Regions from separate parts of the Mus musculus genome. Here all the other regions are linked to region 4. Evidence: chromatin loops called from intact Hi-C (ENCODE). Cell type or tissue: left cerebral cortex. All regions are shown on one strand. Links, peaks and the distances in the headings refer to the core of each region. The heading gives the core; the rest is flanking DNA.

Region 1 (6,018 bases), core at 697-5,696, 88 kb after region 4:
ATGTAAGCAGCAGTATCTCAGAGGATATTCCCTTGAAAAAACTGTGCTGACACAGCTCTTGTTTCTGCGTAGCTTCTCTGCCTTGACTCTCTGACAGTCTCTACTGACTTAAGTACCTGAGTGTATGGTACACACACTCTGTGTGTGGTATGCCTAGCCCCACAGTGGCTAACCCAGGCCCTGGTTGCTTTATATCCCTCACTGCCTCTGTATTGGATAAACTTGAATTCTTGGTGATTCTGCTTTATTGCTAGGGTTGTAATTTACATTTCCTTTCAAAACTAATAAAGCTGAATAAGTCTCACAGGCTTTGAGCTATTTGGATGTCCTCTTCTGAGAAGTGTTTATCAGTGTCTTTCACACTGGTTTTGAGTGGTCACTATACATTCAAAACATGATTCTTTTGTGTTTTATATATATGGAGGATATCTTAAGAGTCTGTAGCTTGACTTTTTGCTTTTAATATTCTCTGATAAAGCAAGGTTCTCATAATTAAGTCCCTTTTCCAACATCCTGTGTCTCATATTTTCTTCCAGAAAAAGTTTTTACATCTTTCATATTCAAGTTTATATTCTAATTTAAACTAGCTGTTACCTTTGATGTAAGGCAGGAGTATCGCTGCTTTCAGACATGGTATGTCCACGTCCCTTCCCTCCTCACCTGCTTGTCATCAAAAAGACCACCCCTCTCCACTGAGAGGGCGTATCATGGGCATTATTTTCTGTTTTATGGGTCTTTGTAATCTTTGACTACTTCAAAGGCTGAGGCTCCTTAGTATCTATCTGCTATCCTGTCTTCCTGATCAAGATTGTTCTGCTATCAAAACAGCTAGTTAATTAACAGCCTTATGAGAGTCTCACTAAAAGCCAACGTCAGCCTCTGCTTCCAGAATGTTGAGATTAGAGAGGCACACCACCATGTCTGACTTTGGCTCTTTTATTTTACGTGTTCGCACTTTTAACCATAATATATTCTTTTATTTATCTCCTTTTAATTTCTCTTAAAATGTTTAGGGTTGTCCCTATAAGATTTTTTATTTTAACTTTTATTATTAATGGCTGTGTGTGTATGTGTGCCAGGACTGTGAGGGCTGCCACTGAAGGCAGAAGAAGGCGTCAGATTCAGCTCCTCCAGGGCGAGGCTGGGAGCTATAGGCAGCTGTGAGCTTGGGATGTGGGTACTGGGATCCAAGCTAGGTCTTCTGCAAGAGCATAAGAGCTCTTAGCTGCTGAGCATCTCTCTAGCTGACACATCTGCCGCTCTGGTATTTTAATTTTATTTGGTATGCATGCATATGCATGTGTGTGTGTGTGGGGGGGGAGTCAGAGAACAACTTGTGGGAATTTGCTCTCTCGTTCCACTGTATGGGCCCTGGGGCCTTAACTCAGGTCCTCGGAGCCGTGGTGGCAAGTACCTTCATCTACAATGGCCCGGAACCATTGTTTCTGTCCCATCTTCCTCTTTCTACATTACTGGATATTTGGTATTGCTGAGTCTTCCCTCTCTTTGGTTTACTGAAAAAAGGTTTTACTGTATTTAATGGTTATGCACCTCACTGAACATTTTACTTTGCTTAAAACCAAAATAAGGACTGGTGAGGAGGCTCAGTGGGCAAAGAAGTGTGCTGCCAATCCTAACATCCTGAATTAGGTCCCGGTAATTCATATGAACAGAGAACCAACTCTTGAAAATCGTCCTTAAAGTTCTATATGGGTGCCATGGTGTGTACATGCCAATGTGCACACACACAGTTAATGTAATAAAACTCCAAAATAAAAGATGCTCTGTCCTGGTCCAAAATTAAACACACTAGTCTGGTGTGGAGCAGCATTAATGCTGTCACAGCAAATTTTGCTCAGGGGCAAACAAACGTTCCCTATCCATAAATACTGTAGGTGTTGTGAGTCACACGGTCTCTGCAGGAACCAAACTTTTGGGAGTCTGAAAAATACTATGAAGGCAAATGGGAGTGATTGTATGCCAATGAAGCTTTACCTACAAACCCAGGCCCTGAATCAGTCAGCTATACTCTACTTTAAATGAGCATTTAACAAATTATAAATCCACCTGCCAAGATGACGGGATTCCAGAATGCCTCAAGAGCAGCAGCCTGGTACAAATTTAAACCACACTGTTTCCTGCACATGGGAGGTGTGTGTATTCCCAACACAATCCAGGGTGTGACAGCTAACTGAAGGACTGACTGACACAAGAATTACTGATAGTGTTGTATCCACAAAGTAGCAGGCACCGGGGACTATTACACTCGAAGCTTTGACTATATGAGTCCGTCACTGCTAGGTGTCATAGATGACTGTCACTGTACCCACCTTCTACTATCAGGGATTCTTACATTCAGGGATATACTGCTAGCTCAGTGTGCTCCCACTAAAACTCCCTTCTCACAACTATGCTGCCTAAATGGATTGCTAAGTGCTCAAGCTCCAAAATAAGTCCTTAAAGTTTTGTCTCTATTGTTTTCTTAAACCAGCATGCCCCCTTGACCTCCCTACAACTATAGGGTTCTCTACTTTGCAAAAGTCTGGTTTACACAAGCCCATACAAGTTTATATCCATTGACCTCCTTACAGCTCAAGGGTTCTCTACTCTTTAAAAGTCTGGTTTATACAAGTCCTGTCCCTGAGAGCCCTGGACATAAATCCTGGACTGCACTATGCCAGTAATCACTTTTCAGACTACTTGTCTGGTACTTACCGACCACAGTTTGCTATTTATGCAGCTTTCTTGAACCAGGTTATAAACTGAAGGCAAAAATGATGCCTGATAATGCCGGGCAGTGGTGGCGCACGCCTTTAATCCCAGCACTCAGGAGGCAGAGGCAGGCGGATTTCCGAGTTCGAGGCCAGCCTGGTCTACAAAGTGAGTTCCAGGACAGCCAGGACTACACAGAGAAACCCTGTCTCGAAAAACCAAAAAAAAAAAAAAAAAAAAAAGATGCCTGATGCCCCATAATGTCAATTTCCTTTAGACTATGACACTGTGCGTAGTATGTGTTTGTCAAACAGCTGACAGATGCTGAAACTCAAAGCTGAACCTTTGGAACAAAGATACTGTGAGGTCCTACATACCTTTGGCAATTGCTACTGGAGCAGAGCTGGGGGCAGCTTGATTTGGAACACTTATGGGCAGGACAGTAGTAGGTAATTTGCTGGTAGAAAACGACTGAACCACTAAGACACAGAAAGATGAGAGTATAATAGTGACAGAAATTAGTATTTTCCTTAATTTAATCTTCAGCAATTTTATATATGCATATAATATATCCTGGCCACACTCATTCCCCCATGTTCTCTTATGCTACCAGCTTCCCTGTCTCCCAAAAGCTGCTCCCACTGCCCTGTCTTTTTGTTTTTAGACTGACTTTTAACCAGCACTGCACACATGGGCCATGGTGTGGAGCTATCTACTCAACAGTGTTTAGACCACTAAAGATGGCGCCCCTTTCTCTCAGTAACCATCAACTGCCAACAGTGCCCCTGTGGAGGGGCTGGACTTCTAAGGTCATCTCCTATCCAAGACAGAGCTGACAGGCCCAGCCCTGTGCAAGCCCTGGGTAGGTGATCACCAAGGCCACTGCATTCCTGAGTGTAATGGCCATGCTCTGTCCAGAAAACAAAGCTTCACCCTACTCCCACCCTATGGCACTTACATTCTTCCCTGTCTTCCTTGAGACAGAAATTATTTTTATTACAAATAACCCAACTCCATGTTGTCAAGAGCCCATTTTAAGTGTACACCACAATCTTAAGCTGTGCTGCCCACTAGTGGCAGAATAACTGAGTTACAGCCTCCACTATGGACATGAGGGCATGCCAGTAAACTAAGAAAATAAAAATGCAATAAAGCCAACTCACAAACGCTCAAGGTGTTCTTTTTTGACACATCTTTAGAAATGGGCAGACAGAGCCAAGCTACAGTGCTCAGGGGACACAGGTGCTTACCACCATGCATCACAACGGCCTGAGTTAAATCCCTGGGACCTACACTCTAGAAGGAGAACTTAACTCACAAGTTGTCCTCTAAACTCATATGCCTGCATGCACCCACTCATGCACATGAAATGAAACATAAAGGCTAACTGACAAGCTGTACAAAACCAAGAGACATCCTACCCGGTAGGAGGGTTCCCAAGACAGAGCTGCGTCAGTACCAGGGTGGCACGCACCTTTATTCACAGGCATCAAGACAGTCTGCACGCCACCAGAGGTATTGATGCTTAGTGGCTTGAGTTGACTGGGAATTGTCAGGACAGCCTGCTGGGGACTGGACTGAGCGGAATGAACTTTTAGCAACCCTAAAGTGGAAAGACAATGTCAAGTACAGTTAAGGTATTTCCTTCAAGCTCCTGCCCTCTCTGACACTCCCAGTTTCTCCCACAAGCAGTGCCCAGAACAATCACTCTTTAGTAAATAAAAAGTTGGATGCAGGAGGCAATGGATAATGGAGATTTTACAGTAAAACTCTGATATAATAATTTATTTTTCTTCTCTTCTCTTCTCTTCTCTTCTCTTCTCTTCTCTTCTCTTCTCTTCTCTTCTCTTCTCCCCCTCCCTCCCCCCCTTTCTTTTTTTGGTTTTTCAAGACAGGGTTTCTCTGTGAAGCCCCGGCTGTCCTGGAACTCACTCTGTAGACCAGGTTGGCCTCGAACTCAGAAATCCGCCTGCCTCTGCCTCCCGACTGCTGGGATTAAAGGCGTGCGCCACCACACCCGGCTATAATTTATTTTTCTTTTTTCTTTCTTTTTTTTTTTTTTTGGTTTTTCGAGACAGGGTTTCTCTGTATAGTCTTGGCTGTCCTGGAACTCACTTTGTAGACCAGGCTGGCCTCGAACTCAGAAATCCACCTGTCTCTGCCTCCCAAGTGCTGGGATTAAAGGCATGCGCCACCACCGCCCGGCTAATTTATTTTTCAAGTGTCCTTGTCCTAAAACAACAAAAAGCATAACAGGAAGGCAAAGCAGTAACTGCTGCCAAGACACAGGCTTTGGAGTAAGACAATGACCTGGTGTTTGTAGTTTTCAAATTCCTGTTTTTAATGAAAATATTGTATGCTAAGCAGTTGAAAAGCAATAAAACGCCGGGCAGTGGTGGCTCACACCTTTAATCCCAGCACTTGGGAGGCAGAGGCAGGTGGATTTCTGAGTTCGAGGCCAGCCTGGTCTACAGAGTGAGTTCCAGGACAGCCAGGGCTATACAGAGAAACACTGTCTCGGAAAACCAAAAAGGAAAAGAAAAGCCATATAACGGCAAAGGTTCTGATTATACACTAACCAGTGTTTAGTGTCACCCAATGTCCTGCTGATGCTTGCGACCCTCCCTGATTATCTCAACAACGTCTCTGTTTTTTCATTATTTCGGTGTTTATATATAAGAGAATGTATATCATGCAGGCCTGACTTCCTTAACCTTATTGGGGCCTATGCTATAGAAAAAGCTTTTTCTTCTTCTTTTTTTTTGGAGCCAGGATATGGAAGGAAGAGAAAAAGGAAGCACCTCCAAAGGCATGTCTCAATCATGGTGGGGTGGTGCACAGCTTTAATCCCCATACTCAGAAGGCAGAGGCAGGAGACTTGGGCCAACCTGGTCCATATAATGAGTCCATGACTCCACCGAGTAAGGGCACTTGCTGCCAAGCTTGGTGTCTGAGAACCAACTCCTTAGCTGTAGTCTTCACTCCCTTACCCTGACACTGAATGTGCTTTAACAAAGTAGCCATCTGGAAATATATCTGGCTTATTTAATGATATACTATACAAAATATGAACATCGTTGTCTAATGAGAAAGAGGGGGAAGGAGTGTCGTGGCACTTACCTGACACTGTGGCTTTCCCAGAGATGGAGCTTGGTGCAGATACCAGGGACGCGGCAGTGCCGGCAACAGCAGCGGGGCCCTTGCAGGTTGCCATGGTGGCCTGGCTTACACACACTTGTGGCTGACCAGGAGTTTTGATTATAGAACCAACAGAGGATGACACAGGGGTTGATCCTTCAGACTGTT
Region 2 (5,983 bases), core at 954-5,953, 63 kb after region 4:
CCATTAACCTTCATTTGCCAGGCTGACTAACCCAAAGCTCAGCTCCACTTCACAAAGTCAGTTGGCTCTGGCTGAGAGAAGACTTTGTGTGTGTGTGTGAGTGGTGGTGGTGGTGGTGGGGTCCACATAATCTTAGTTAGGGTTTTACTGCTGTGAACAGACACCATGACCGAGGCAACTCTTATAAGGACATTTCATTAGGGATGGCTTACAGGTTCAGTCCATTATCATCAAGGTGGGGGCGTGGCAGTGCCCAGGCAGGCATGGTGCAGGCAGAGCTGAGAGTTCTACATCTTCATCTAAAGGCCACTAGGAGAAGATTGGCTCCCACATGGTTAGGAGGAGGGTCTCATTGTCCACCCTGAACAGTGACACACTTCCTCCAACAAGGCCACACCTATTCCAACAAAGTTACACCTCTTAATAGTGGCACTCCCTGGGCCAAACATATTCTAACTACCATACCCATGAATGCACCTTCAGTAAAGGTTTTCCCAACTCCAGACTTAACTGTCAGTATGGGGTCATAGCCAGACCTGGGGTGTTAACCAGCAATGGTATGTCACTCCAGTACAACTTGCAGCTAATGAAGTTGAGGAAGATGAGCTGACCAATGGGCCCAGACTGGGCAGTCCTCCTAGGTGCAGACTGGATGCTTCTCAGGTTCAGCCAGAAGTTGTAACTACCACCACTTCCATGGTTGCAGGTCTGAGTGCATGCAGGATACACTTGGGAAGCCCTTGGAGGGCAGCTGGATGTTTTCTGTATTTAACTGACCTTCATTCAGGCTGGATTATAGCCCTGCAATGGAACGAGCATACATGCACATCAGGGAAAGGAAACCAGTTTGGGGGTTGTAATTACAACCCAGGGAAAGGACGATTGGGAGCTTATGACAGTTCTTAAGGAAAACCGGGTTAGTTGTTACCCATTTATAACAGCACAGTAAACAGCAAATGGAGATTCACGAGCTGACATGGCCCTAAGTTCTCACTTGCATCACCTTCCTGGTTGCCTCCACCCTTTCCACTCTGGGTGGTCGCTGAGTCCGCTAGGCACAGTTTAAATCTATTTTGCAGCCACCCGTGTCCACAAATGCCAACAGAGTTCTCTGGTCCTGCCGCCAGAGCCTTCTTGATGGATTGATTGTTCCTTAAAAAAAAAAAAAAAAAAAGTAGCAGGCTTAGTGACGGTGAGGAAATGCCTCCTTCCGACCTCGCTCTCGATGAAGCCCAGGTCTGATTTCTGAGCTCACATTGGGGGAACTCTGGGTTTAGGACTGCCCGCAGGCCGTCCTTGCGGGGCTCAGGGTTGCGCGGGGGCAGTGGGGTAGTGCGCGCGCGCGGCGCAGGCGCGCGGCCGAGCGGCATGGCGTGGCCCTGCATCAGCCGGCTGTGCTGCCTGGCCCGGCGATGGAACCAGCTGGACCGCTCGGACGTAGCGGTGCCGCTGACTCTGCATGGTTACTCGGACCCCGGGAGCGAGGAGTCGGGCGCAGACTGCAGCGTCTCGCGCGGGAACCCGTCGGTCGCAGGCGCGCGGGAGTCCAGCCGCGCTGTGCCGCTCACCCAGTACCAGCGCGATTTCGGTGTGCGAACCGCGCGCGCCGGGTCCCGGGATGCGGCTCAAGAGCGCCCATCGGGGCCGGGCGGCCGCAGAGGCCAGTCCTCGGCGCCCCCCACCCGGACGGTCTACGTGCTGCCGGTCGGGGACGCGGACGCAGCTGTAGTAGCGACCACGTCTTATAGGTGGGTAGCTGGCTGCGGCAGAGGAATGCTTCGAATCTGGACCTGCGGTGGGAGGAAACGGAGCCCCGAAACGGGGTGGGGGCGGGGAGAGCACGAAGGCTGAATACCACAGGATCTGGAGAGTGACAGGGGAGCTTCGGGGTCATCTTTGGTCTCCTGACACTGCAGGCATCGCCTTGTGTTCCCAATTGCTCCCTACCCTGGGATCCAGGATGAGCGCACCTCGTAAGAGAGCACCCCTCCCTCGATTTGATTCCTCCTCCTTCGGTCTCAGATTGTTCTTTTTTAACTTCTGTGGGGTGAGCAAAGAGGGCGGTGCACAGCCCCTCATCCCACGCCCCACGCCGTGCCCAGGGCCAGTGCCTGCGCTGTTCAAGATCCCACAGAAGGAAGGTCCTTTGCACCCTTAACAGCTTTGGACAACTGAGGACTTCTTGCCTCTTCTTTCTACATAGAAGAGTAATGAATGCTCATAATGGGGGAATTAGAAATAAAAATAACAAATTCTGCCTTAACACCCTCACGCCTCCCCTCCCAAACAGATGGATCTTCCTAATTCTTAGTATACAATGAATGCATACACATTCAGTTTCCTCCACGATCTTATTCTTGCTGTTGCGATGTTTTAAAATATTTAATATATATTAGTGTGGAGAGGGGGGCGAGAGGAGGGGCGAGCAGATCAGAAGACAACTTTAGAAAGTCACTCCTCTTCCCCTTCTGCCATGGATTCCAGGGATCCATCTCTCGGATTGTCAGGCTCACACATTATAACTCCATTACTTTTTTTTTTTTTAACTTAATGTAATGTTTGACCATAGATAGATGTTCTGAATGTTAATAACTGTAATGTATGTTAGCCCTTTGTTAGGCATATAGCCACAGGCATAAGCCCCCCACCCCCCCTTTTTTTTTTGGTCTCATCTGTGATGCCTTGTTTGGGACTATTTAAAACACCACTCCATATTTATTACAGGTGTTTGAATATTTTAGGAATTTTGTTGTCTAGATTCCTTGAAGGTGGGATGGGAGCTCAGGACTAAAAAGGTCCATAGGGCTGGAGAGGTGGCTCAGTGATTAAGAGAGTGCACTGCTCTTCCATGGGATGGGAGTTCAGTTCCAGCACTCAAGCCAGGCATCTCACAATTGTCTCTTAACTTCAAGGCTCTGGGGTATCCACACTCACTGCACATATCCACACTCAAGATACCCACACATACACATAACTAAAAAGAAAACTTAAAACATAATAAAAATGGCACATGGAGACACTGTACAGATAGATGGTCACAGCCCTGCTGTCCTGATATTGGGGATGCACTAGTTATGGGTCTGTCATAGGGTGGGACACTGAAGCCCTGCAGGTACAGATGGTGAATCTCAAACACACACACACATGTCAAAGGGGGCCAAAGTGCAGGACAGGTTCCACCTTAAGACTCTGTTCCTTAAGGTACTTAATGGGTGTGTGTGGTGCAGGGCAAGGCCTTGTGTTCGTGGACTCAAGTGGAGCTGTCTGGCATTGCTGGTGGCAGGGCAGGCAGGCAGGCTTACTGACTGCCAATGTAGGAACCTGAATCCCCTGCAGGAGAGGTCTGAATGTTCACGGTCCTTCCAGTGGTCCTGCCTGCGCATGACTCTGCAATGGCTTGAGAATCTAGCCGTCAAACAACTGGTTGGGCTTGCAGGGAAGACAGGAAGCCACCTTTCATAACTAGTGGCGTGGGGATGTTGGTACAAGCCCCTCTTCATAAGGGATATTCCAGAAAATCATGGCTGGTTATGAGAAGCTGTTTTACCCACATGGAGCCAATGGCCCGCTGAATGTCCTTGTAGGGTCCCCCAAGCTCTGTTGATGGTAAGGTGTTGGCTACTGCTTTCCCCTTAACATGATGGTTCTTGCTATTCCTCTACAAATGAGAAATTGAGCTAGTAGTTCAAAACACATGGCTCTGAACAGCACAGAAAGGAGTGGGACTCAAGCACCAATTCTGTAGTCCTTCCCTAAAATGGTTTATACAGATCGTCGTTGGCCACCTCCTCGGAGACAGTTTCTCAAATTGAGTCTTGAAGTCAGCCATGGAAAATCACTGACAGATGGGGGCTTGCTTTTCCAAGTATAAACTCTGCCTTTGGAACAGTTTCCTTCCCTGAGAACTGGATGGAATACTAAGAGCCTGGCTGACCAGTCCTCACTCACCCCCAAGACCAGCCCAGGATAACGACTGATCTTCCTCAGCACTAAACTCTCTGGCCTCTGGGACCCAGAGGCTGGAGTAATCCCATACTACTTTTCATCTTGTAAGATATACTTCACCCAAGTGAACTGCTAGAGGCATTCAGAAAACAATTGAGAAACCCAAAAGTAATAGATTAGGTTTGTGGCCACTCCTGACTTACAGTCTTTAAGTGCTATGGACCCCTTAGGCCTCCATCTCTCCCTGCTAACAGGTCCTGCTTCATTTGTCTTCTGGTTGTCATGGAAGGAGTGGTCTGCCTTATTTGTCTGGCCAGATAGGCATAGGAGCTGTCTTGGAGCTCTCTAGCTGCCTAGCTCCTCCCAGAACAATGCTTCCATAATTCTTTTGAGGCTGGTCAGGTCCATGTAAGATGGGGGTGGGGTGGGGTGGGGGTGGGGGTGGGATGGGGGAGGGAGTACCTGGGCATGGTTGTGCACACCTTTAATCCTAGCACTTGGGAGGCAGAGGCAGGTGGATCTCTAGGAGTACAAGGTCAGCTCTGGTTTACATAGCAAGTTCCAGGCAGCCAAGGCTACATATTAAGCCTTTGATGCTTTTTAAGGAGCACAGCGAGGCTTGTATTCTTTCATTAATCTTGGCGTAATCTATAGTCCACCTTACTCATAGTCCTCCATGGGTACCCAGGGCTCTGGTAATTCTACCTCTGATGCCACTTTTTCTATTCTATCACAAGCCCTCTTGGCTGGAACATCTTCTGCAACACCCCAGGGACTGCTATAGGTTCTTCCTGCTTTGAGTCCCCTGCTGTCACCTCAGAGCAGCTGGCTTAGGCTGCCTGGAGCACAGCTCAGAGATAGCTGGGGACAGAAGGACATGCTCAGGGGAGGCTCTGCCTTCCCAGGAGAAAGAGAACAGCGAATGGTTTAGACAGCTGGTCCTTAGAACCTTGAAGCTTAGGAAGCAAAAATTATGACAGGCCCTGGCTCAGCTCTTCTTTACACCCAAAACTCAGTGTTGACCGCAGCAGGCAACAGCTTCCCGTGCCCATGCCATCTGCCTGCTCAGTGAGGATCAGCTCTGATGCTGCCAAGAAAAGACTCCCTTGTTTTCAGGGCCAGTGTAGGGGAAGGGCCTAGCACAGGCAGACACTGGCCCTGGCTGGCTGAGTCCTGCGCCTGTGGTCATGGGTGGGTGGGTATTACACAACACAATGGCCTTGCTGAGTTTACTCTTTAGTAGGGTCATTGACAAGATTAAGAGGTCCCCAGGAGTAGAATTGAGCCTTTTTAGTGACAAGGCACTAAGTTAGCCAGTTCTTTCTTTCCAGTGAAGTGGCTTATGGGAGCTCAGACTGCAGACCAGCTTGGAGGTTTTTGTTTTGAGATGGCTACTGTAACTCTCAGATTTTTAAAGAGATTTTGTTTTACTTTTAAAAGTCATGTGTATTTCTGTTTGTGCATGTGAGGGCAGGTTCCTAACAGGCCAGAAGAGGGCATCAGGTCCCCTGAAGCTGGAGTTCCTGGTGATTGTGAGGTGGGTGCTGGGCACTCAACTGTAGCCCTTTGCAAGAGGAGTATATACATGATTGCTAAGTCATTTATCTAACCCTGTGACTTACTAAAGAGTTTTTGGTTCGTTTTACATTTGTTGTGCCTGTGTATGTACATGCATATCATGTGCACATATCAAGACATACATGTGGAGACCAGAAGACCCATGGGAGACTTGGTTCTTTCCTTCCATCATGTGAGTCCTGACCAGTGTAAGTTTCTTCCAAGGGCTTTCTGCCACTGTTTTCCTGAATTTGGGTGGCTGAGGCTTCTTGGCGGAGCGAACAGAAGAGCAACTCTTCCTAAGGTGGTCCATCTGCTTGGAACAGCTGGTGCATCTGGTCCTGCTTGTGAGGAAGGATAAAGCATCACTAGGAACTGAAGCAGACCACCAGTGATTAGGGCTTCTTTTAAGAAGCTAGGGTGCAGGAAAGGAATGACTGACCCTGTGCAAGGTTGAGATTGTATTCTGTTGCAGACAGGA
Region 3 (6,018 bases), core at 733-5,732, 580 kb after region 4:
CTATGCATGTGTTAGTATAGGTCTCTCTGTATGGTTATTGAGCACCCAGATGTCAATTATATTACCATTAAGGAACAACTCTTGCTTTTAAAATGTAGCTGTTGAATGCCACTGAGATAAAGCTTGACAGAGATCCTTTTTTTAAAAATAAAGCCTAATGTAAGACGTTGTTTCTTAATTAGTACCTGACACATTTAGTACAGAATAAAAACAATTATTTTGATAAAACATAAAACCTTTGTTCTGTAAGCAAATTAATTACATAGGGAAAGCTGGAAGTACAGGGCTAGGTTGCACTCTCAATCTGCAGACTTGGAATAGCAGAGCCTAGACGATCACCTTCAGATGAGAACAGCAATCTATGAAGATATGACTGTAACCTGGACCAGGGCTTTGCATGGCCTGAAAGCCTGTTTCTTTTCCAAGCAATAGGGATTTTCTTTTCCCTTAAGACCATATATAGAATCAGAGTGGAAACAATGATTTATCAAGTAACAGCTTGACTAAACCTTTTAAACTATTTATCCCTAAATTTTAGCCCTAGAATTTACCCCTAAAATTTTAGTTATATTATAAACTAGAAATAATTTGGAGTAGCTTAGAAGTCTCAATTAACATGTCCACTTATTCATAAGCCAATCACTGCCATATATATAGAAAGATAAGCACGTGTAAACATACTACCATGCATGTTGTGGTTTGGTTCTTTGTTACTGTGATAAGACACTGACCAAGAGCAACTCAAGAAGGAAAGAATTTATTTGGTCTTACAGGTTATAGTATATCATCATGGGAAGCCAAGTCAGGAATTCAGAGCAGAACAGAAATTGAGTCAGAGACCATGGGGACCACTGCTCACTAGAGAAAGCTCACTTTCTCTGGATGTTCATCTAGCATTTTTACACAGTCCAAGCCCATCTACAGAGGGATGCTACCGCTCACTATGGGATGGGCCCTGGGCCCTCCCTCATCATTTGAATCATGAAAATACCACACAGACATTCCCATAGGCCATGAAGACAGTCTCTCAATTGAAGGTCCCTCTTCCCAGGTGTGTTAGCCATGGAGATTAACCAGCATAATACACAACAAATAGATGTTTTAAAAAATACCAAAGAATTTGTATCATTTGCCAATTTATGCATGCAGAGAAGGAACCAAAAGCTTCCTTTTAAAATTAATACTTTCTTTCTCTTTAGCTTAGATTAGACAAGATAAGAATCCTGAGAAACTGGTTTTTGAAATACAACAGAACAAGTAGTTAGAAAATAGCTTTTGCCTTTTAATGATAAAAGCTAAAATTTATATCAAAATGTAATGCTCTAGTTATTATTATCTTAGGATTTAATAATAGCAGCCTCTGTCATATAAGGGTAATCCAAACTGCTTATAGGTGCTAATTTTTATTGTTGGTATGGTAGCTCCTAAATATCCACCATGAAAAGGAAATTAACAGAGGTAGTCAACAGACATATATGTCTATGATTTTGCATATATTATTGCCTTAATAAAAGGCTCATATTTAACATTTTATGTTAGGAGTATTTTTGAAGTCTTAAGCATTCAGGTGAGTAGTAGACATTGTTGGGAATTCATTGAAGATTCTAGTCCTCATGGCCCTGCATTACTGCCTGCGTCTGTCCCTTCTACAAATCTTTGGGTGATACCCAAAGTCACCCAGCCAGTGACACTTGCCATGTTCTCTACCAGGGATCACATAGCCATACTTTTTGAGTATGGATCTCCCCTAATTCTGCAGCTTCCACCTGCTCAGCTCGACCTCCCATCCTGTCTCCATTCCTATGGAACTTCATAGTGACATTAGCCCTGTTTCTCACCAGTGACCCTGTAGTCACTGGTAGAGAGAGGCATAGCAGCGTAGGCCCAGATGGGCTACCTGTGCTCCCTCCAGCTGCCCATGTCACATTCAACATTCAGGGTTTCCCTGGAACCCACATCCTGTGCCCACATCCAGTCTAGTGAATTTCTTGAATCCTATTATACTTGTGCCCCATTAGATTCAGCAGACATAGCCCAAGCTGCACCAAATAAAATATCCTATTTCCGTCTTGTCCCCCTGGGAGCATTTTAGTGCTCCATCCTGTGAGAGTTCGAGAGAGCAAATGAGAAGCAGAGCCTTGTTTTTTGTTTTTAGATTTTTTTATTTTTATTTCATGTGTATGTGTGAATGCCTGCAGGTATGTTTGTACACCACATACATGCAGTGCTTGAGAAGGCTGGAACAAGGCATTGAACCCTAGAACCAGAGCCACAGGCAGTTGTGAGCCACCATGTTAATTTTGGAGACTAGATGGGTCCTCTGAAAGATCAGCCAGTGCTCTTAACCCCTGAGTCATCTCTCCAGTCTCGCTTGAAAAGCAGGTTTGTCTCTTTATGCTTAAATTCCTTTATCATTTATTTTACATGATGGGATTAAACACAGCCTTGTAAGGATAAACATGCAGACGCTCTTAGCCTTTGTACCAAGTTCTCTGTTAGCATCTGACCCTCAGCCATAGTTATCCATCATCCTCTGGAAGACAAGAAGAGGAGCCCAGGCCTTAAGCGTGGCTTTAGAGAAGATCCTCTGCTACCAATGGAAATCGTGAACTTTGGTTGACATTCTGGGGTTGAACGTTAGGAATGTGCTTAGTTTAAAGGAATAGAAAAATATTGCTGGTTTTAAAAAGAAATGAACTAACCGGAGCTCTTGACTCTAGCTGCATATGTATCAAAAGATGGCCTAGTTGGCCATCACTGGAAAGAGAGGCCCATTGGACACGCAAACTTTATATGCCCCAGTACAGGGGAATGCCAGGGCCAAAAAGTGGGAATGGGTGGGTAGGGGAGTGCGGGGGAGGGCATGGGGGACTTTTGGGCTAGCATTGGAAATGTAATTGAGGAAAATACGTAATAATAATAATAATAATAATAATAAAAGAAATTAGTTCACTCATTTAACATCTTTGCCAATAAGAACTGTCAGCAGGATATACCATGGTTACATTCTGCCACCTAGTGGGTAATAAGAGAAAAGGCACAATTTTGTCTTCAAATTCTAATTTATCAAAAACATTTATTTTGTTAAGGCTACTTTATCTATCTATCTATCTATCTATCTATCTATCTATCTATCTATCTATCTATCTATCTATCTATCTATCTATCTATCTGGGGTGCAGCTAACTTTATTGATGGTATTCAAGAGAGTAGGGAGGGCTCCCTAGGCCCCTCCTGTTATTATGCGGGTCTGGGATGGAAACTGTGAGGGAGATGCTCAGTGTTGGGGGCAGAGTTGGGATAGGGACTCCTCAGCAACCGAGGGCCTCTCTTTTGCTCTCAGTGTCCTTGCTCGGGTGGGTGGTCCAGGGTTTCTTACTTCTTGGAGGCCATGTAGGCCATGAGATCTACCACCCTGTTGCTGTAGCCGTATTCATTGTCATGCCAGGAAATGAACTTTAAAAAGTTGTCATTGAGAGCAATGCCAGCCCCAGCATCAAAGGTGGAGGAGTGGGAGTTGCTGTTGAAGTCGCAGGAGACAACCTGGTCCTCAGTGTAGCCCAGGATGCCCTTCAGTGGGCCTTCAGATGCCTGCTTCACCACCTTCTTGATGTCATCATACTTGGTAGGTTTCTTCAGGCGGCTTGTCAGATCTACAACGGATACATTGCGGGTAGGAACACGGAAGGCCATGCCAGTGAGCTTCCCGTTCAGCTCTGGGATTACATTGCCCACTGCCTTGGCAGCACCAGTGGATGCAGGGATGATGTTCTGGGCAGCCCTTCGGCCATCACGGCCCATTAGCGGGATCTTGCTTCTAGAAGATGGTGATGGGCTTCCTGTTGATGACAAGCTTCCCATTCTCGGCCTTGACTGTGCCATCGTGGGTGGAGTCATATTGGAACATGTGGACCATGTAGTTGAGGTCAATGAAGGGGTCACTGGTGGCAACAATCTTCACTTTGCCAAGTGGAGAGCAGACAGCAGCCCTGGTAACCAGGCGTCCAATACAGCCAAATTCGTTCACACCGACCTCCACCATTTTGTTTACGGGAGGAGGCTGGCACTGCACAAGAAGATGCGGCATTAAGGCTACTTTAAATTTACTGACAGCTTTATTTGGTAAATTCTACTCAATATGTTTAATCAGAATTACACATTAGAACTATAAAATTATTAAAACTATATTCCCTAATCCATGCAGGGAACCATGTGGTGTGAACTACAGCATTTGTCTACGAAGGTCTGTGGTTCGCTTTTCCTCTTACCCAACCTCAATTAACAGTCTACTTATTTTGCCACACAGCCTGAAAGTGACTTCAAAACTCAGAGAACAACTCCTTTGCCAGCTGCTGGCTTTGAGGACAGTCATTCTCCACATATTGCAAGAATGTATCTGTCCTTTAAAAGTTTGCTGTTATCAATCAATCAATCAATCAATCAATCAAACAAAAACAAAACAAAAAACCCATAAACCACCAACCACCACCAACAACCTGTCAAACCTTTCCCCCACCACATATGGTGTGTGTGTGTGTGTGTGTGTGTGTGTGTGTTTGTGCGTGTGCATGTGTGCTCTAGTTTAAAACCATTTGATACTTTTATAACTGGTTTCATATATCCTGAGAGTATATGATGATGAGGCATGGCAAGTGAATTCTACCCCAAAATAAGTATGCTAACATACTGGAAAGACCAGAGTTGCCCAGAGCCTTGCTTCAGTTTTACTGTGGTGATTACTAGCCATGACCATCACAAGTACTATTTATTGAATTTCTATGATGAACAGGGATCTCATTTTTCTGAATTATAGCTAATCTTCTTACCAGCATTGTAAACTAGGAATTATTCTGATTTTAGAGATTTTTTTTTTAAAAAGAAGTTGTGTGGTCAAAGAGAATAAATGACATCTCTATTGAGTGGCAGTGAGACTCAAACCCAGATCTGCTGATTTTGAGCAGTAGATAGTGGCTGCCTCTCTGCTTACTTGCATCCGTTCTGGTGACTGAAAAGATCCTGACTGAGACTGTGTGCCTTCAGTGCTGCTAAAGCCTTTATACCCAAGACAGGGCAGTAGAGCCTATGTCAGTGAAGGCAGGAGAGGACTAAACATGTAGATGACTTAAGGTACAAGCAAAGGCAGATTAGGAACTAGCAGGGACGAGGCAAGGGAGGGACGGTTGTTCAGAGGTCAGGGCCCACTTACGGCCTTTGGCCTGATGATCAATAACTGTCATGGATTTGATGCCTACGAGCTACCCGCTTCTCCCTGTGTTCTGGTGCTTGGACTGCAGAGTGCTCTCCAAGATTTACAGGGCCTGAGAATCCTGGGCTTTCCAGGAGCCATGGTGCGACCAGGTGAATAGAGTATTGTCTCTGTATCAACATCCCTGGGAGGCTGAGGTCCAGAACATTTGGATGTTGAGATGTTGTGACTTCCCCAGCCCCACCTCCTGTATCATGTTTTCAGCTCTATTCTGTAGAATAGAACAGACCCTGTGGATGGGAAGGGACAGGATGAGACAGACAAGGGCATCACTGAGTGTAAGGGGAAATTCTGCCCTATATGTTTTCATTTTAATTTTGTTGACCTTTTATTTTCTATGTATACACTATGTTGAGATATAAAATGTGCACTTCTCAATGAAAACCTAGCTCTAAACCAGCTTGGGGTCCTATGGGTGTCCCATTTACCTCCACATTCACAGAGGAGGTGGAAGAGCAGCAGAGGCCACTGGCTTCCATTACTGAACATGGTAGTTTCTTTCACTGTCTCTGTCACAAGTGGCACAGACAGAGGGAAGTGGACCCTGAGTCTCAGTAGAGCTTGGAGGATCTGTCTTTTTTATAAGTTCAATATTTTTTATATTTTAGAGTGGACATGGCTAAGGTAAGCCCTGGAATAGTTGAGCTAAGTGCATGACAGCCCTCTGTTCTTTGCCCGGAGCTTCCCTCTGATCTCTCTCCTTTAGGGAGCCAGTAACAGCAAACAATGTTTCCATCTTGGGGCATCCCTGC
Region 4 (6,018 bases), core at 402-5,401:
AGCAGGAAAGAAGTCCCCAGGTCACTTCCAGCTTGATTTTTCTGTCCTGCAACCAAAATCTGTCTTCATCATAGAATCTTACTATATAGTTATGGTGGGAAACCAAGAACAATGGCAATAGGCTATACTGTTTGTGGTGCAGGGCTCCTACCCAATAACTCAAAGGATGCAAACACACACAGCACTGGGATGTTCACTTAATACCTTATGTCTTTTGGGGGTACCTGTGTTCAAGATATTTTTTAAATTATATTTTTTAATTAGTTTCCAAAATAGTGGGTTTCTATAACGTTTTGAGCTGCTATTTTGTGGTGGTTTGTTTGTTTGTTTGTTTATTGTGACAGTCTTATTATATAGACTATCTAGCTTCAAAGTTTCAGAGATCTGTTTGCCTCTATTTCTCAAGTATTGGAATTAAAAACATGCACTACCATGCCTGGTTTGGTGTGTGTGTGTGTGTGTGTGTGTGTGTTCAGGAACCAGAAGAGGGCATGAATCATTTGGAGCTAGAATTTCAGGAAGTTGTGAGTTACCTAACATGAGTGTTGGGAATTAAACTGGGGGCTTCTGGAAATGAAATCTTCTTAATCCACCAGTTGTTCCTCCAGCCTCCATTAGAAACAAAACAAAACAAAACAACCCTTAACTAAGAAAAAAAGCCTTTACTCCCAGCACTTGGGAGGCAGATGCAGGTGGTTCTCTGTGAGATGAAGGCCAGCCTGCTCTATAGAGTGAGTTCTAGGTCAGCCTGGGCTACACAAGCAAAACCTTGTCTCAAGAAACAAACAAACAAACAAACCCCCAAACCTAAAAGAAAAAAAACCACAAAACACTGGTAGCACGTCATGAATGAGAAGAAAAAAAAAAAAAGAAAGCAAGTGGCTGGACTAGGTTGATAGAGAAAAACTAAAGGAGGGAAATTAAATAGGAGGGCAACAGGGACAAGGTGGGTAGTGAAGTCGTGGCTAAAGGTAGAGTGGAGGGAGGGAGGTAAAGCAATGCAGCAAATAGCCTAAAACAAGCCAAATTCTGCAGACTCTGCACAGACCCTGAGAGTCAGGCGGCCAGCCTGTGATGTCTGGGGAGTGAGAAGAGGGGTGGAGATATATATGACGGACACAGGCTGGCCCACACTGGTTCTGGTTTCAGTTGGCTCAGTCCATCCATCTTTATGTTGGCCCATTTGGCCTACACTGACTTTGAAAACATGGACAATAAGAAACAATTGTGTATTTAATCTGTGAATGAAAACATAGAGTCACACAAAGTGGGTATCCCTTAACAACCAAACTCCTCTGCATCCCATATCTAGAAGCTACAAACAATGACTGGGGTCCCTTAAGCATCTCCACTGGTGCTGCTACCCACAGTTATGCAGTGTGTTCTGACTCTTTCTGAATAAGGGTCGCTCCCCATGTTCTTCATTCTCGAAGCCTGGAAACACTCAGCCCAGACCTTTACCACCAGTAACAGAAGAGTTTCTAAGGGACCCCCACCCCCACCCATTCTCCTTTTCCCTCTTGAAATAAATGAGATGACAGAGTAGTCCTGGAGGTGCTTCTGATAGACTCCAATCTAATAATATAAACCAAGGGCCATAAAATTGCAGAGGGAGTTAAAAAGTCTCTTTTACTATAAGTGAGGTTTGTTGTGAGTTCTAGAAAATTGCGGATTTATAGTTAGGAAAGGAAACATGCCATGCTTAGGCATTACACATGATTCCCTGCTACTGTAACATTCTTATTTGAAACATTCCTGTAGAAAGGGAACATTGTTCTCAAAGCAAATGTTAATTGTGCTGGGATACTTGACTCTCAGTTGTCTAGAGATCAACCAGACTCAGGTGTAGGAGACCCTCTCCCTTCCCTTGCTTCTTCAACTGAAACACTTGGGGCTCTGTCTTTGGCTATCAAACTTCAGTAATGGAACCACCCCAGAAATCTCATGCTGGAAGGAAAAAGCCTGAGTTTCTGGGGGCAGCCAGTAACTACAGAAGGATTTGCAACTTGTCAAGGGGGCAGGCTTGGAGAAGGAGGCTGGATCAGGGGTCGGGGGTGACGGGTGAAGGGTGATTGGTGAGGGGACACAATTTCCTTATACTGCACACTTCTTGCCTTCCATTTAAACCTTATCTTTATGTTAGACCTGGAAGATGAACGTGGGGAGTCATTGAATTTCATCCTCTCAGTGTGGTCCCATTTAATAAATCGTTTTCTGCTTTTCACAATCAGACAGATGTCCAAGCCTGGCGAGTTAAGGTTGCCACTGTACAGGGCCATTTCCCTTTTCTGAGACTATAAAGCACAGTGAAACGGTGTCTTGTGGTTAAATGTGATAACCTGAGGGTGTCTGATAACACAGCGTTACTCAAAGCCTCAAGTTTTCCCCAGTCACTCTCACCAGAAACTTCCAAGGTGGCGCTGGTCTGAGAAGAGGAAGACCGGAACTGAACGGCCTCCAGGTGGCGCTCTAGACCACTCCTCCGCGCTGTGTGGCTTTTTTTTTTTTTTTTTTTTCTTCGCCCCGGAAGTGATTTCTAGGCCGGGGTTAGAGAGGTCGGGCCATGGTGGGGCAGAGGTTGGGAAGATGGCGTTGCAAGGTTGGGTACAGCGAGGCTGGCGCTGCGGTCCGGCGTGGGCGCCTCCCTTGGGTGGCGGCTACCGGGAGCTCTCTGCGACCCAGGCCCCGCGGCTGCTTGGACGCAGGTAATGGCCGCCGCTTCCAGCTCCCCCGGCTTCCCATGAGCTGGGGTTGCGCGCATCCTCGGGGGATAGGTAGCCGTGTGGGGCTCCCGCTTTCCATTGTTTACGAGGTCTTTGCTAAAGCTGACTCCTCCCTGCCTAGCTTTTCCTTGGTCCTCCTTTCCCTACTGGCTTCTGGGTGCCGAGCCGCGAGAGGTGTCTGGCCGAGCCCGGCCCGGTTCTCCGGACCCGCGGTCTTTCCTAGTAGTTCCGAGGGATGTGATGGAAAGGGGAACTTCTGAGCGTTAATTGCATGTCCGGCTCATATTCTTGAAAGGGCTGTACTGCTGTAGGAAGCACGTGGCCTTTCCGGCCGGCCGGATCTTACATGAAGTGTAATAGAAGAGAAATTCCATAGCAGTTGAATTAATACTGACGTTGAAACTTAGTCCGAAGATGTCAACTTTGCAACTTCTACCTAATTGATGGTACCATACACACCAAGGGGCCTGAGGTCTTTATAAACGTGTGAGCTAGCCAGAGATGAGATTGAGCCTGGCGAAGGCACCACCTGATCTTAAAATTCACCCGAGGTGGGCACAGGTCTGTAATCTCAACTCTCAGTAGTCTGAATCAGGAGGATGGCGAGTTGGAGCCAAGCTGGGAAAGGCTGAATTATAAATAAATAAACAGCACCTGGACTATATGTAGATTCATTTCCCAGGTGCCACCCAAAATCAGAATCTTGGAAAGTGGCGAAAGCGGAAGAACCTGCTCCTCAAGTGAAGCTTATTAACATCTGTGGAAAAGTTGCATATGGTGTAGCTTACTGGCTAACGTTTAAAATCAGGCATTGCTTTTAAACAGCTTGGTGTGGTCAGACTTGCTTGTAAGCAGGGTTAGGCGTTCAAGGCTAGGCTGGGCAGCAGAAGACTGGAAAAAAGAAAGGAAGAAAAAAGTCTTAAACAGGTGGAACTGGGGAGGTGCCTTGGAGGTAACAAGATTTCTGTGATCCTGTTGATTTGCTGTGATAGTTTCGGGAAAAGGCAGCAAAAGAAGTGGACACTTCATCTCTGAGGAACCTCATTGGTAGGGTGCTTGTCTCTAGTAACACCACAAAACTTGTCAAAAGAGTTTAGCCTACCTATCATGGTGGCTCAGGCTAGTAATCCCGGCACTTGGGAGGTGGATTAGGAGTAGGAGCCAGACTGTCAGGCCACCATGGATTACTTGAGGTCCTGTCTAACCCTCCCCTCAGTACATGTGGTATTAAAATTTATATGGAAACTTGGAAACTGACATTCTTAATCTTGTGGTTATGGGAGAATGCATTAGATGAGAATGTGGGTGAACCTGAAGTGGCTTTGCTCTTGTCTCCACATGTATGAACTTAATAGGGAATGGGAGTTGCTCGCTTTGTAATCACTAGTCTGTTTTGAGCCACTGTGGTTCTAAATTAGCATGAAGAATGAGCCAGGCCTTGTGGCTCTAAAGAGGTCCCAACGTTTGCATTTTATAAACACTTTATGTGGTGATACAAAGGCAAAGGTGATACAAACACAAGGTCCTCAGGCACCTGCCAGCCCACACACGGTTCTCCCTTTACAGGAGTTATAAGATTTTATGATATGGTTAAGTTTAGGTTGCTGCACTCCTGTCCTTCAGGATTCTTGTCTAGCAAGAGAAATCAATAGTACTGGGTTACAAGTTTAGTTCTGTATAATGAATGCATTCTGATGATGATCATTTGGTTTAGTTCAGTGGGAACTGATCACTTTATTTATTAGACCTACTTTGGCTACTTTAAACTCTTCCTGGGCTTCGTGAGCTCTTAGCTCAGCACTCAAGATTCTCTGCTCTTACAGGGGACCTGGGTTTGATGCCCAGTTTCCACATGGTTGCTTACAACTGTCTGGAACCCAGTTCCAGGGGCTAAAGGCCTCTTTAGGCCTCTGCTAGCACCAGGCACACATGTAGTGCACAAACATACATATAGGCAAAACCTCCATATACATAAAATTAAACGCTCTTGGGGCTGGAGACATGGCTCAGGGGTTAAGAGCACTTAGTACTCTTCTAGAGGACCTAGGTTCAATACCTAGCACTCAAATGATGGTTCACAATTGCCTGTAATTCCAGGCCTAGAAATCTGTTACCCTCTTTGGGCCTCCAAGGCATCAGACACATGAGTTGCACAGGCGTACATGCAGACAAAACATCCATACATGTAAGGAATTGAATTTTTAAAAAGAATAAGGCTTTTAAAAAGAAAAAAAATTACTTAGGAATGCATTTGGCTATAAAACTGATGACTAGATAAGTGGGAATTATTTTTTCTAAGATGTTTTGAGGGAAGAAGCGACTGCTGTCTTTGTACTATACTCCAAAATGTCAGGGTTTAAGTGTAAATTCCTTGACCTTTATCTTGGCTTTAAAGAGAACTGTTTTAGCTTTAGATATTACATCCTATTCAAGCCAGAAAGATAGAGGCACGTGTGTGTGTCTGTCTGTCTGAGTGAGACGGGGTGGAGGAGTGGGGTTGAGGGTGGGTGGGGAGGGGGTGATGGAGAGGCAGGCCAGTGGTATGAGATATTACCATACAGAAGGCTAGAAAACAAGGATATTGCTTTCCTAGCCACTAAGAAAAAGTAGGCAAGGGGAAAGGATTAATAGCATTTGGGATTGACTGTTCAATGGTGTTTGCTTCTCAGATTGCTGATGTCATTGAAGGGAGTTCAGCACTACTTACTATTTGCCTTAGCATTGGTTGAGTAAGTGGATAATCTTCTGAAACCAAGTTGTTAAATGTAATCTAGACATGAAGGACGGGATTAGATTAGAAAGGGAAGCTTTTTTGTTTATTTATTTTGAGACAGGGTCTTACCAAGGTCAGTGTAACCTCTAACTTGATAGTGCCCTGCTTCTTTCCTTCTCTTGAGGGCTGGGGTGTATGCTACCATCCCTGGTTTGTGCTGAGCTGGGATTGAGCCCAGTGTTCTACTGACTGCATTTAGTCCAGCGTTCTACTGACTTAAATCTCAATTCCCTCACCTTATTTTTCTCTCTTTTTCTTCTTTTTTTGAGACAGAACCTTCCCGTGTAGCCTGGGCTCACTATTTTAGCCTCCTGTTTAGGGTGTAATGAGAATATCACAAAGGGAAAGTGTACTTCAAGAACTTGCATGGATTGAGTTTTCGTACATAAAGGAATTGGAGCCTTTGAGTGCGTGTCTACTATTAAGGAGTTCAGGAACAGAAGTATCAGAGTGAAGGGTCAGATTGAAGAGTGGAGCACTCAGACTCAGCTGGGATGGGGGCTGTGATCCACACTGCTAAGC

The links. Peaks named below come from ENCODE experiments on the same cell type or tissue, not always from the same donor. Only the 100,000 strongest peaks of a DNase experiment are listed, where the experiment ranks them.
Region 1: a loop joins it to region 4, with 7 times the contacts of the local background. A loop is called at or near these places in 16 of 42 quality-filtered maps.
Region 2: a loop joins it to region 4, with 5 times the contacts of the local background. A loop is called at or near these places in 4 of 42 quality-filtered maps.
Region 3: a loop joins it to region 4, with 10 times the contacts of the local background. A loop is called at or near these places in 14 of 42 quality-filtered maps.

What each region holds. Positions count from the first base shown.
Region 1 is chr16:20,211,564-20,217,581 of GRCm38, reverse strand. It overlaps Yeats2 (YEATS domain containing 2), which reads right to left. Exons shown (of 31, transcript NM_001145930.1): 21 at 5,833-6,013; 22 at 4,187-4,315; 23 at 3,090-3,191. Among named protein-coding and RNA genes, the nearest start is that of Gm41431, 22 kb to the left of the region's middle. In left cerebral cortex, for the core only: a CTCF peak has its summit at 3,790 (motif pointing left); a DNase peak (open chromatin) is centred at 3,784.
Region 2 is chr16:20,236,699-20,242,681 of GRCm38, reverse strand. Map6d1 (MAP6 domain containing 1) reads left to right here and starts at 1,324. Exons shown (of 3, transcript NM_198599.2): 1 at 1,324-1,748; 2 at 5,978-5,983. The coding sequence starts at 1,369. It overlaps Gm41431 (a long non-coding RNA gene), which reads right to left. Exons shown (of 2, transcript XR_875948.1): 1 at 5,945-5,983; 2 at 5,170-5,843. Gm49566 (a long non-coding RNA gene) reads right to left here and starts at 1,224. Exons shown (of 3, transcript XR_003951848.1): 1 at 929-1,224; 2 at 537-801. In left cerebral cortex, for the core only: a CTCF peak has its summit at 5,439 (motif pointing right); DNase peaks (open chromatin) are centred at 2,079, 3,389, 3,803, 4,964 and 3 more places; H3K4me3 peaks cover 1,985 bases; H3K27ac peaks cover 4,729 bases.
Region 3 is chr16:19,721,336-19,727,353 of GRCm38, reverse strand. It overlaps the pseudogene Gm17799. Among named protein-coding and RNA genes, the nearest start is that of Lamp3, 18 kb to the right of the region's middle. In left cerebral cortex, for the core only: a CTCF peak has its summit at 3,028 (motif pointing left); no DNase peak of the experiment used is centred there.
Region 4 is chr16:20,298,896-20,304,913 of GRCm38, reverse strand. Parl (presenilin associated, rhomboid-like) reads left to right here and starts at 2,552. Exons shown (of 10, transcript NM_001005767.4): 1 at 2,552-2,705. The coding sequence starts at 2,587. In left cerebral cortex, for the core only: a CTCF peak has its summit at 2,447 (motif pointing right); DNase peaks (open chromatin) are centred at 2,484 and 2,991; H3K4me3 peaks cover 1,818 bases; H3K27ac peaks cover 513 bases.